Regions from separate parts of the Homo sapiens genome. Here region 2 is linked to region 1. The links are chromatin contacts, found by Hi-C or POLR2A ChIA-PET in ENCODE. All regions are on one chromosome and are shown on one strand. The core of a region is the stretch at or near the end of the contact, and the rest is flanking DNA. Distances in the headings are between cores, read along the strand shown.

What was found. Hi-C counts contacts between places; a loop is a spot of excess contacts on that map. ChIA-PET counts read pairs that join two places held with the same protein, here RNA polymerase II (POLR2A). Pooled maps may share reads with other maps.
Region 2: a map of HepG2 shows a loop between it and region 1 (2.8-fold over the local background). The contact joins two enhancer-like sites. A Hi-C loop is called at or near these places in 3 of 168 maps with a recorded cell type or tissue (HepG2, dorsolateral prefrontal cortex and mammary epithelial cell), 4 of 37 single-sample maps with no recorded cell type and 10 of 50 pooled maps. POLR2A ChIA-PET finds 5 or more read pairs at or near these places in 11 of 52 experiments (AG04449, B cell, BJ and 8 more).

What each region holds. Positions count from the first base shown.
Region 1 is chr12:108,687,913-108,693,700 of GRCh38, forward strand. The region is part of intron 2 of CORO1C (coronin 1C); the gene reads right to left. Among named protein-coding and RNA genes, the nearest start is that of CORO1C, 41 kb to the right of the region's middle. RefSeq lists enhancers at 3,491-3,770, 3,561-4,242, 3,721-4,015, 4,243-4,924, 5,638-5,788. Within about 2 kb of position 3,564, at least 41 of the 41 ENCODE cell types and tissues checked have a DNase peak (open chromatin) inside an H3K27ac peak, as active enhancers do.
Region 2 is chr12:108,766,830-108,772,617 of GRCh38, forward strand. No RefSeq gene overlaps it. Among named protein-coding and RNA genes, the nearest start is that of CORO1C, 38 kb to the left of the region's middle. RefSeq lists a silencer at 1,921-1,990 and enhancers at 3,548-4,048, 5,307-5,416. Within about 2 kb of position 2,087, at least 3 of the 41 ENCODE cell types and tissues checked have a DNase peak (open chromatin) inside an H3K27ac peak, as active enhancers do.

The sequences.
Region 1 (5,788 bases), core at 2,314-4,813:
CCCCTCTGACCCTTTTTTTTTTTTTGAGACGGAGTCTCACTCTGTCACCCAGGCTGGAGTGCAGTGGTGCAATCTCAGCTCACTGCATGCAACCTCCACCTCCCAGGTACAGGCGATTCTCCCGCCTCAGCCTCCTGAGTAGCTGGGATTACAGGCACACGCCACCACGTCCAGCTAATTTTTGTATTTTTTTTCACTATGTTGACCAGGCTGGTCTCAAACTCCTGACCTCAGGTGATCTGCCCACCTCAGCCTCCCAAAGTGCTGAGATTACAGGTGTGAGCCACCGTGCCCAGCCCAGTATATCTTATTTATCGATCTCACATCTCCTTCTAAAAAGGAATCCACATTTAAGAAGTAGACTCATCCTATATATTGAGGGCAGTACTGAGTACAATAAAAAAAACTGTTAATGTACACAAACATGTACAGAAAATTTCTGACAGACACGTCTCAATAAAGTTCTGTGCTGGGGTGTGTTTTTAAAGCAGCTAGTGGTGTATTACACATGTACCGCAGCCATGTTCACCTTCCCAAACTCTCGAAATTCAACATTGGGAATTTTGCTTCCAATATGTCCTACATATTACAAAAGATCATTCAGAATGACTGTTTCTTCATGTAAGAATGATTCCTCACATAATTATTTCTGACCCACATATTGGTTTGTGGTTGAAGACACTACCAATTGGTGTTAAAATGGATCAATCTAAGCTGGGCACGGTGGCTCACACCTGTAATCCCAGCACTTTGAGAGGCCGAGGCAGGTGGATCATCTGAGGTCAGGAGTTCAAGACCAGCCTGGCCAACACGGTGAAACTTCATCTCTACTAAAAATACAGGCCGGGCACGGTGGCTCACACTTGTAATCCCAGCACTTTGGGAAACCAAGGCAGGCAGATAGGTCAGGAGTTCGAGACCAGCCTGGCCAAAATGGTGAAATCTCGTCTCTACTAAAAATACAAAAATTAGCCCGTTGTGGTGGCACATGCCTGTAATCCCGGCTACTCGGGAGGGCTGAGGCAGGAGAATTGCTTGAGCCTGGGAGACGGAGGTTGCAGTGAGCTGAGAGCGTACCACTACACTCCAGCCTGGGCGACAGAATGAGACTCTGTCTCAGAAAAAAAAAAAAAAAAAATTAGCCGGGCATGGTGTTGGGCACCTGTAATCCCAGCTACTTGGGAGGCTGAGGTGGGAGAATCACTTGAACCCGGAAGGCGGAGGTTGCAGTGAGCTGAGATCGCACCACTGCACTCCAGCCTGGGCAACAGAGCGAGACTCCATCTCTGAAAAAACAAAAAAAGATGGATCAATCTGATAATCACTGGTTCCTGCAAGAAAGGAAATGTAACATTATGTTAAAGTCGCACAACGCTTTACCCAGCAGGCCTACTCTTTCTCATAACTAATGTATGTTTTCACAAAGTAATAAATTCCCATGGTGATAAAAAGTGACACATTCATTCGAGTGATAAGTCAAATCAAATATTCCCCTTTAAGAAGCTCAAGGTATCCCACACACAATTTCTTTCAAGTTTGCATTCTGGAGTGTATCATATAAACCCACACCTTCCTAGGGTGCTGGATTCAGACTGCTTTCTACACGGTTTCCCTTATCTAATCCAACTCAGGCAGCTGTCTCACTTCCAGTACTTTTCCATCTCCTGATCTGCAGTCCTCTATGCCTATTATCCAGACTGGTTACACCACCCGAAGATGTAAGGGCCTAAGAGCCCCCACCCCATCCTGGGGAAGGCAAACAAAGATACTTTACATGACCTGACTCAAAGAACAGTTAAAAGATTTCCACATTGTTCAAACCCCTACCTAATATTCATCTAAGTTTTCATTTTAGGAAAAAATGAGTATCAAAATCACTTTATGTGCCCAAATTTCAATCATAACTTATTTTTGGCTTTGGGTGATACATACTGAGAATTCTTCAACTCAGCAAGGAGAATGTTAAGTCACACATGTGCTCAGAAGTAGAGGAAAAGTTTTCAGCCCAAGCATAAGGGCTCCATTCACACTGTGCAGAGTTCAAAGGAGTCAAAAGCGTATCTATTGAAGTGGGTTTTCCATTTTTTTCAACTTCCTTTTTCTTATGACAGTATTATTTATGTGGATACATGTTTTGTTTGAATTTCTTAAGCCCCTGCTGCTCCACGGGGAGGAGCTAGAGTGATTGTGGTCATGGGACAAGGGGACAGCGGCATGGAAAACAGAGACTCAGCAGCAGACCAAAAAGACGGGTGCACACAATATATGACTTGTGCACAGGCTGGTCCCTGAGAGTGACAGCTCATGGCCCAGGAATAAAACATTCTGAGGAGGCTTTACTTTAAGGGAACCAGAAATACCATCCTTGAGGTAAAAGGAGGTGCTCTGGAATAAACCCTACAGATTGAGTTACCCTGTAAGGTAAGGTAAGCTAGAAACAAAAGCTGCTGGGGAGAGGGAGTATGGGCCTACAGAGACTTCACCTGCCTGTGAGTAAAAAACAGCAGTCTTTTTGGACAGAAGTGAAAATGCCAAGCAAATAATTTTTGCATCACAGATCCTCTCTAAAAACTGGGTTTAATACTGAATAGACCATATTTTAAAATCAATTAAGAACTTGAGGGAAGTTATTGTAAAACTACAAACATTTTATTATCAGAAAGCAAAAACACGGAAAAGTTAACATTTCCTTACTCAACCTTGCCCAAATATGCGATAGCAACCAGAGTAGCTGTATTTCCTAACTTCCTGACTTAAAGAATTTATAAAGTGAAAACCTAATGCTTTCTGCTCATTATTGCAGACAAGTAATTCCATATGATGCTTCTGGGCTGAGAACAAATAAAAACTTGGAACCCAAGATGAGGTAGAATCTAGTTAAAATAAAATTGAGCTAGAAAGCAAAAGCTGAAAAGCAGAAGAACTACAGATGTAAATGCAATATGGAAAATTAAAGCATTCAATATCAAATCAGAAAATAGAGAAACTGGTTGTCTAAGCCCTCGTAGTAAGCAAATGACATTGGAGATTGATCTACTGAAACCCTCTGTGAACGCTGAAGAGCTCCAGGGCTAACCCTTCCCATTGCAGCTCTGCATTGGTTTAATCCACAGGTCTCAGAATGAAAATCCACCCTCCTTGGATGGTGGAGATGATAAATAGAAAAATATTACAACTTTTTTTGGGGGGTGGGAGGGGCTAATGCCTTGGGCTCCATGGCTGAGTCAGTTCCACACAAGCAAGAGGACTGCAGTATAGACTCAATTCAGTCAGCCAGAAATGAAACCCAAGTCACCGTTCCTCCAAGAAAGCAGACATGTGTCCCATCACATGCCCTCTCAGCTCATTCTTCCCCAGACTCAACTCAGGTCCCACCCCTAATGGGCGAAGATATTCAACTTGGCAGGAGCAGATGATTTGCTACATGTGGTTATAAGGTGGCTTCTGGGCAAAACCGTGACTCCAGAAATGTGTTCATGACACCTTGAGTTTATTTCAGAGTAATGTGTGTTCAGATACCTTTCTTTACCGGAGATACAGCAGCTTTCCCAGACTGGGGTTACCATGTTTACACACTGAGGGCTTCTGCTGGCAGCAATTGTCAGCCTGCTTAGCACAGACTGGCACGCTCCACAAACCCAGTAAAGAGTTAAACGTTCTTTGCACTTGACTCAGTGGCTTCTCTTCACCACACACTCCCAGATCCCACCATTCTCTGAGCCACCCGTGCAGCCAATCAAAGCAAAGGAAGGAAATTATCCTGGCCGGCTGACAGCCACAGCGCTCTGATGGCCATATATGGTAAAAACCACTGTCAGAGCCCTGTCAGGCCTGCGGGCCGGCTGCTGTGGACATATCAGTGAACTGCAGCAGCAGGAGAAGCTGGCCAAGGAAACGCACAAAGGCTGCCTGCTCATCTCCAGGGGAGGGGGTGGGGTGGAAACCATCATCTGCCAGGGCACACATTCAGTGAGTCACAGCCACTCACTGTCATCAAAAATAGCCCCGGGGTACATTGGGAAGTTCCTTCTGCCAGGACTTTGTGCTCCATTGTTAACTGGGGGTGAGCAGGGTGCCCACCCCACCCCTCCCAGCAAAACTGTGGATAACACAGTCACTAGGAGAAAATGAAAAGGCCCTTCTGTGGCACTTCATGTGGTAATGAGGCCAGGCCGTGCTCGTGTGGCTGGCAGCTCGTGACATAATTTGGAAGTCATTGTTCTGCACCTGGTGCCCTCCCCCTGCATCCTCCACCCCTCCCAGTCCTGTCCCCCAGCTTTTCACGGCCCATACACTTGGCAGTTGAAGGTGCTCCAGGCATCAGACAATCTATTTCAGGAGGCAGTGAATGGGCATCCCACGACATGTCAGGACACTGGCTGGCTCTGAACAAAATCCTCTGCCCCTAACACCAAAGCTACCAAGTGCCAAATGTCCACATCTGTACAAAGGGCTACCGGCACTGCCACTGTTGTCTAAAACAGAGTACCACAATGTGTAGAAATGGAAATTGCCTGTCAGCAATGCACAGTAAGGCAGACATGCAGCCAATGCAAATCCAGCAGGTGCTGGCAAAGACTGTGGATCACACAGAAAAGCACTGTCAGGAGACTGCCATTCCCTCTCAAGTAGCCCATGAAAGAAGGCACTTATCAGCACGGCGCCTGGCACTTAAAGGAAGCCCTCAACAAATGTGAACTGCTGCGATTTCATCACTGTCACTGTGTCCTCACAAGGCATGGTATAGACCAAGTACTTTCCAAACCTAAGACAATTCTCTGAGCTGACAGAATGAAAGCCCTGTCAAGTTACTGTTTTTGTTATTAAACTCTCTAATCCCAGAGAAAGAATGCAAAGGATTCAGTGTCCATTAGACCACAGCTTTTTTTTTTTTTTTTTTTTTGAGACAGAGTCTTGCTCTGTCGCCCAGGCTGGAGTGCAATGGTGCTATCTCAGCTCACTGCAACCTCTGCCTCCTGTGTTCAAGCCATTCTCCTGTCTCAGCCTCCCGATTAGCTGCGATAACAGGCGTGTGCCACCATGCCCAGCTAATTTTTGTATTTTTAGTAGAGACAGGGTTTCACCATGTTGGCCAGGCTGGTCTCAAACTGCTGACCTCAGGTGATCCACCTGCCTCGGCCTCCCAAAGCGCTGGAATTACAAGCTTGAGCCACCGCGCCCGGCTAAACCACAGATTCTATATCCTCCCCCCTAAAGAAAAATTCGTTCACACTCAGTAGAAAAAAAATTAATAAAAATATACATGTACAAATCAAATAAGGACTCAGCAACCTAAGTTCTAATTCACAAACAACCTCACGGTCTTGGACAACCACTCAATTTGGTTTCAATTTCTACAACTGTAGAACAGAGGAATGATCCCACCCTACCAAGTGAAAAAACAGAGACACTGTTCATGAAGGGGACTATCCACGTACGATCTGCTGACATTCTGCAGTCTCATTTCCATCAACGTGACAGAAGTCACTGCTTTTTCCTAAAGATGATACAAACGAAAGACGCCATGTTGATCTAGTTAAAACAATGATTCTAAAATATAAAACAGTGCTTATTCTAGTTCTTTTCCCCATAACAATCAAGGAAAATACCAATTTTGCCAAATTCACACTGAAAGTGAAAGAAAGGGTCAAGAAATGTAGGATTTTCTACCAAAAAGCTATCCTTCAGCTTCTTTTGACTCATAATGTTAGTTCACACTATGCATAAATGATTTGTTTATCTTCCAATCAAACATTCTATTTCTGCAATACTACAAAAATCCACCTAA
Region 2 (5,788 bases), core at 837-3,336, 77 kb after region 1:
GAGTGCAGTGGCGCGATCTCAGCTCACTGCAACCTCCACCTCCTGGGTTCAAGCAATTCTCATGCCTCAGCCTCACGAGTAGCTGGGATTACAGACACCTGCCACCACGCCTGGCTAATTTTTGTACTTTTAGTAGAGATGGGGTTTCCCCATGTTGGCCAGGCTGGTCTCGAACTCCTGAACCTCAAGTGATCCGCCTGCCTCGGCCTCCCAAAGTGCTGGGATACAGGTGTGAGGTGAGCCACCACACCTGGCCCACCAGTTCTTCTTTTTTTTTTTTTTTTTTTTGAGATGGAGTCTTGCTCTGTCACCAGGCTAGAGTGCAGTGGTGTGATCTCGGCTCACTGCAACCTCTGCCTCCCGGGTCCAAGTGATTCTCCTGCCTCAGCCTCCCAAGTAGCTAGGACTACAGGCTTGCACCACCACGCCCAGCTAATTTTTTTTTTTCCTATTTTTAGTAGAGATGGGTTTCACATTGTGGCCAGGATGGTCTCCATCTCTTGACCTTGTGATCCGCCCACCTCTGCCTCCCAAAGTGCTGGGATTACAGGCATGAGCCACCGCACCTGGCCTCGCCCATCAGTTCTTTAGTCTGGTAGGAACACTCCCACACCCAATTCCCCACACAACCCCCATTTCTTCTCACTCTTTCACGCCCAATCCAGGGGTCCCTGTTGGACTTCTGTGATGGGGGCCCTCCTCCGTTCCATTTGGAAGCTTTGGGTCATGGCATGAGGCTATACCAGTGATGCCCTGTCCACATCAGCTGAGAGGTGTTCCCCAGGGATCGCCGAAGATCCTTCAGGGCAGTGGCCTCAGAGAGCTGATGGGTGGCACCGACAAGAGGTAGGACCCCTGGCCATTCCTGCTGAGAATCCAGCCTGTGTGGCTTTCATGGAGACGATCTGCATTATTAGCAGAAAAAAGCACGGGGCTTTAAAGTCAGACAGGCCTGGAAGGAGGGTGGAGGTTCAAATCCCATTTCTGCAACTTGAACCCACTCACTATAAGCTCAGTTTTTTGTTGTTGTTGTTGTTGTTTTTGAGACAAGAGTCTTGTTCTGTCTCCCAGGCTGGAGTGCAATGGCACGATCTCGGCTCACTGCAACTTCCACCTCCTGGGTTCACGCGATTCTCCTGCCTCAGCCTGCAGAGTAGCTGGAATTACAGGTGCCTTCCACCACGCCTGGCTAATGTTTGTATTTTTAGTAGAGACGGGGTTTTACCATGTTGGCCAGGCTGATCACAAACTCCCAACCTCAAGTGATCCGCCCACCTCGGCCTCCCAAAGTGCTGGGATTACAGGCGTGAGCCATCGTGCCCGGCCTCAGTTTTCATTTCAATAAAATGGAGTAACAGCATTTCCCGGGGAGGATTCTTGTAAGAGTTAGATATTGTAACCCTAGAAGTAGCTCCGTAGCTAGTTTTTTTAGGGAAAGGGAAAAGATTTGTATGGCCCAGATGCTGTCCTTATAATCCCACAGGTGGAGCCCTCCTCCCACAGAAATGAGGTCTTGTCTTCAGTTTTAAGAGTGAAAAACCAAAGTCCAATCTCTTTATCTCTGGTGGCAGAGATAAAGAAACTGAGGGTCAGAGAGGGCCAGGAGTTTGTCAGAAACCACAGGGCAAGTGGACAGCAATACTGAGAATGCAGACCCACGGATGCCCCCCGGGATAACTGTGCCTAGAATCTGTGGGTCCAATGGAGGGAAGAAAGCCCCCGAAAGGCGCTCACCTTTTCGGATGGGGTTTTCTGCCTTCTTCCTGTTGGACCTTGGGACTGGCCGGTCCCCTCTAGGGGAATCGGAGGCAGAGGCGCCTCCCGGAGTCCCCTGCGGGGCGCTCTGGAGCCTGTGCACCTGGAGGCCGGCAGACACTCCGGGCCTGCAGCGGGGACCCTCGGAGCTGGAGAGCTCCAGGAGGTGCAGGCAGCGCGCCACCTCCTCCAGACGGTACACGACGGGGCGTCGCGCCTCCAGGGCTAGGCCGGGCGGATGGAGGGGGTCCCCGGAGCCCGGGGGAAGTGGCGCAGTGGGCGTCTGCATCGGCCCGAAGGCACTTGCGCAGAGGTCCGGCAGGCAGCAGAGCACCTTGTGGGCGTGGTCGCTGGAGGCAGCGCCTGGCACCCCCATCTGGCACAGAGCGTCCCTGCCCTGCCCCCTGGGGCTGCGGAGGCCACCTCCACGCCCATTTGCCATCCCTGAGCCGCTTCTGCGACCTGTGGGGGTGGGGCGAGGGTGACTGGGCTTTCTCTTCCCCTTTCTTTGGAAGTTTCTATGACATCCCAAGCCCAAGAGCTGCTGGCATTGTGTCCTCCTCTCACCTGTCATCTGGGGGTCGGGGAGACAGACTGAACTCACCAAACCACAGAGCTCGCTGTGCACCCCTGAATGGGACACTATCTCTTCCTTCATTCAACAGACAGATCTGGGGCTGGGGTCAAGAGCCTCCCTCTTCCCATTGTGTGCTTAGGCAACTCTCTGAACCTCAGTTTTCTCATCTGTAAAATGGGAATGCTAAGAATAATACCATTTTAATAGTGTTTTCAGGATTAATAAGAAAACAACCAAAGTGTTTGGCATCCCGGAGGCCTGCAGCAAAGGGGCTGTTTCTGGTTTTGTTTTGTTTTGTTTTGAAACAGGGTCTCACTCTGTCACCCAGGTTGGAGTGCAGTGGAGCTGTGCAGCGGCGTGATCTCGGCTCACTGCAGTCTCTGCCTCCCAAGTTCAAGTGATTCTCCTGCCTCAGCTTCCTGAGTAGCTGGAATTATAGGTGTGCTGCATGCCCGGACATTTTTTGGATTTCTAGTAGAGAGGGGGTTTCACCATGTTGGCCAGGCTGGTCTCAAACTCCTGACCTCAAGTGATCCGCCTGCCTCGGCCTCCCAAAGTGCTGGGATTACAGGCGTGAGCCACAGCCCCCAGCTGGGGCTGTTTTTGTTGAACCCTTCCTCCACCCCTACCTTCCTGCCCCCTCAGCCCAAGGGAACCCCCTGCCTGGTCCACCCAGGAGCCCATCCCTGCTGAGCTTTGGGTTGAGCAGGGAGAATGGCTAAGGCCGAAGCTGGAACCAGCAAGAGACAGGCTCTGTGACCTTGGACAAGTAACTGCCTCTCTCTGGGCCTCAGTTTCCCCATCTGTAGAAGACAGGTGCTATACTGCAACAAGTCAGAGGGGCAGCAATGACCGGTACATTTATGGAGCACTTACTGTATGCTTCATGCTTCACCTGCTTCCTAACAACCTTATGAGGCCACCAGCCCCACGGTACAGGAAGCAAGGCTCAAAGAGGTGGAGCGAGGCGTCTACGGTCATACAGCTATAAGTAGGGTTGGTAGACTTGAACCCCAGCTCTCCTTTCTGAGTAGCATGTTCCCCTGGGGGCCTTGGGCTAACTTTGGAGGGGCTTCCACCTCCCCAGCCCTCCCTTCCTTCCAACCTCCATCGGGAGGCGCTCCCCTGGAGGAGCAGCTGCCGCTGGCCCCCACCAGGCTGGGCACAGAAGGCCAGGGCTGGGCATGTTCCCCTGGGGGCCTTGGGCTAACTTTGGAGGGGCTTCCACCTCCCCAGCCCTCCCTTCCTTCCAGCCTCCATCAGGAGGCGCTCCCCTGGAGGAGCAGCTGCCGCTGGCCCCCACCAGGCTGGGCACAGAAGGCCAGGGCTGGGCTGCTGCTCTGCCTCCAGCTAGCTGGGAGATGAGATGGACAAACACGGGAGAGTCGGCCTGTTGGGGGAGGGCATTCTGGAAACCTGCCCTGGCTCTCCGGGTCTGCACCCAATAGCCACAGAAATGGAGACTCAGTTCCTTCAGCAATCTGTGCCCCTACTATGTGCTTGGCACTGAGCAAGGTTCTGGGGTGGGGTGGAAAAAACGGGACACCTGTCTGTCCTCCAGGAGCTCACCCTAAGTCACAGAAGCCCGTGTTGATGGAGGATTTACTATGCGGACTGCCTCCTTTAGTTCTTACTACAGCCAAGTAATTGGTGCTAATATTATCCCCAAGTGAAGTATTTGGAAGACGAGGTCCAGAGAGGAAAAGTGATTTGTCCGAGGTCATACTACTCGGTCAGTGTTGGAGCTGAGGTTTGAACCCCAGACAGGCTGACTCCAGGGAGGACCTGAACTGTCTCTCTACAGGGCTGTTCATAGAGTACCTACTATGTGCCAGTCATTGTAGGTCCTCTCCAACCCTCCCACAGACTGTACCCCTATTTTGCAGAGAGGGAAACAGAGGCTCAGAGAGGTTAGGTAACTGGGCCAAGACTACACAGCCAGGAAGTGGCAGAGCAAAGATTCAAACTCAGACTTGCCTGATTCCCCAAACTTCTCAGGACCCAAGAGGAGAAAAGAGATCAGCCCTATCATTCGTTCAGTCAGTCAGTCAGTCATTCAACAAGTATTTATTGAGCACTTATTATATCAGGTATAGGGCAGACAGCAATCAACCTGACCCAGCCCCTGCCCTCAGGGAGCTCACAGTCCTGGGCATATCCATGGGGTGCTCATACTAAATAGTTATCTCTTCAGCATTTAGGGGAGGGGCTGTCAGGAATAGCTTCCTGGAAGAGGCAGCTCTGGAATTCTGTCTGGGCCATCTAGGTAAGACATTTAACTTCTGAGTTTTTTCATCTGAAAATTAGTAATAATAAGGCTCACTTGGTCCAGTGTGGCTCAAGAAATGTCATCCATGCCCGGTGCAGTGGCTCACATCTGTAAATCCTACCACTTTGGGAGGCCAAGGCAGATGGATCACTTGAGCCCAGAAGCTCAAGACCAGCCTGGGCAACATAGGGGACCCTCATCTCTATAAATAATAATACTAAAAATGAGCTGTGTGTGGTGGCACATGCCTGTGGTTCTAGTTACTCAGGAGGCTGAGGAGGGAGGATCGCTTGAGCCCAGGAGTTCAAGGCTGCAGTAAGCTGTGATCGTGCCACTGCACTCCAGCCTGGGTGACAGAGCAAAACCGTCTGTTAAAAAAGGAAATGGCTGGGCACAGTGGCTCACGCCTGTAATCCCAGCACTTTGGGAGGTTGAGGCAGGTGGATCACGAGGTGAAGAGTTCAAGACCAGCCTGACCAATATGGTGAAACTCTGTCTCTATTAAAAATACAAAAATTAGCCGGGTGTGGTGGCACGTGTCTGTAGTCCCAGCTATTCAGGAGGCTGAGGCAGGAGAATTGCTTGAACCCGGGAGGCGGAGGTTGCAGTGAGCAAAGATTGCACCACTGCACTCCACCGTGGGCGACAGAGCAAGACTCCATCTCAAAAAAAAAAGAAAAAATTCTGTCATTCATGATTACTGTTATAATCCCAGCGAGCCCCTACCACAGGGCACAGAAAGTGGGCAGGGAGAGAAGAGGGGTGATATCCCAAAGTCCATGCTTTGGGAGAGGACAGGTAGAGAGTTCCCAAGACCCTCAGAGCCCAGGAGTACAGGACAAACTAGTGAAAAGAATCCGCAGTGGCTTCAGACAGGGTGTCGCCTCTGTGGATCTGTGGCCAAAACTGTGACCTCAGCCAGGCCCCTGGGGCCTTCAGCAGGAATGAGGTCAGGGCTGTGGCTGGGGGAGAGAAAGGAGCAACAGGTGTTCAAGAACTAAGGACAGCTGCATAAAGGGTGGGGGAGGGGGGAGATTCTGAGCTTAGAGCTTTAGCATTGGTGTAACCTGAGTTCAAATCCAGGTAGGACACTCATCATGTGAACTTAGGCAGGTGATGTCACCTCTCCAAGCCTCACTTCCTCTTTTAGATATTGTGTTATTAATACCTGTATCACTAACTTGTCA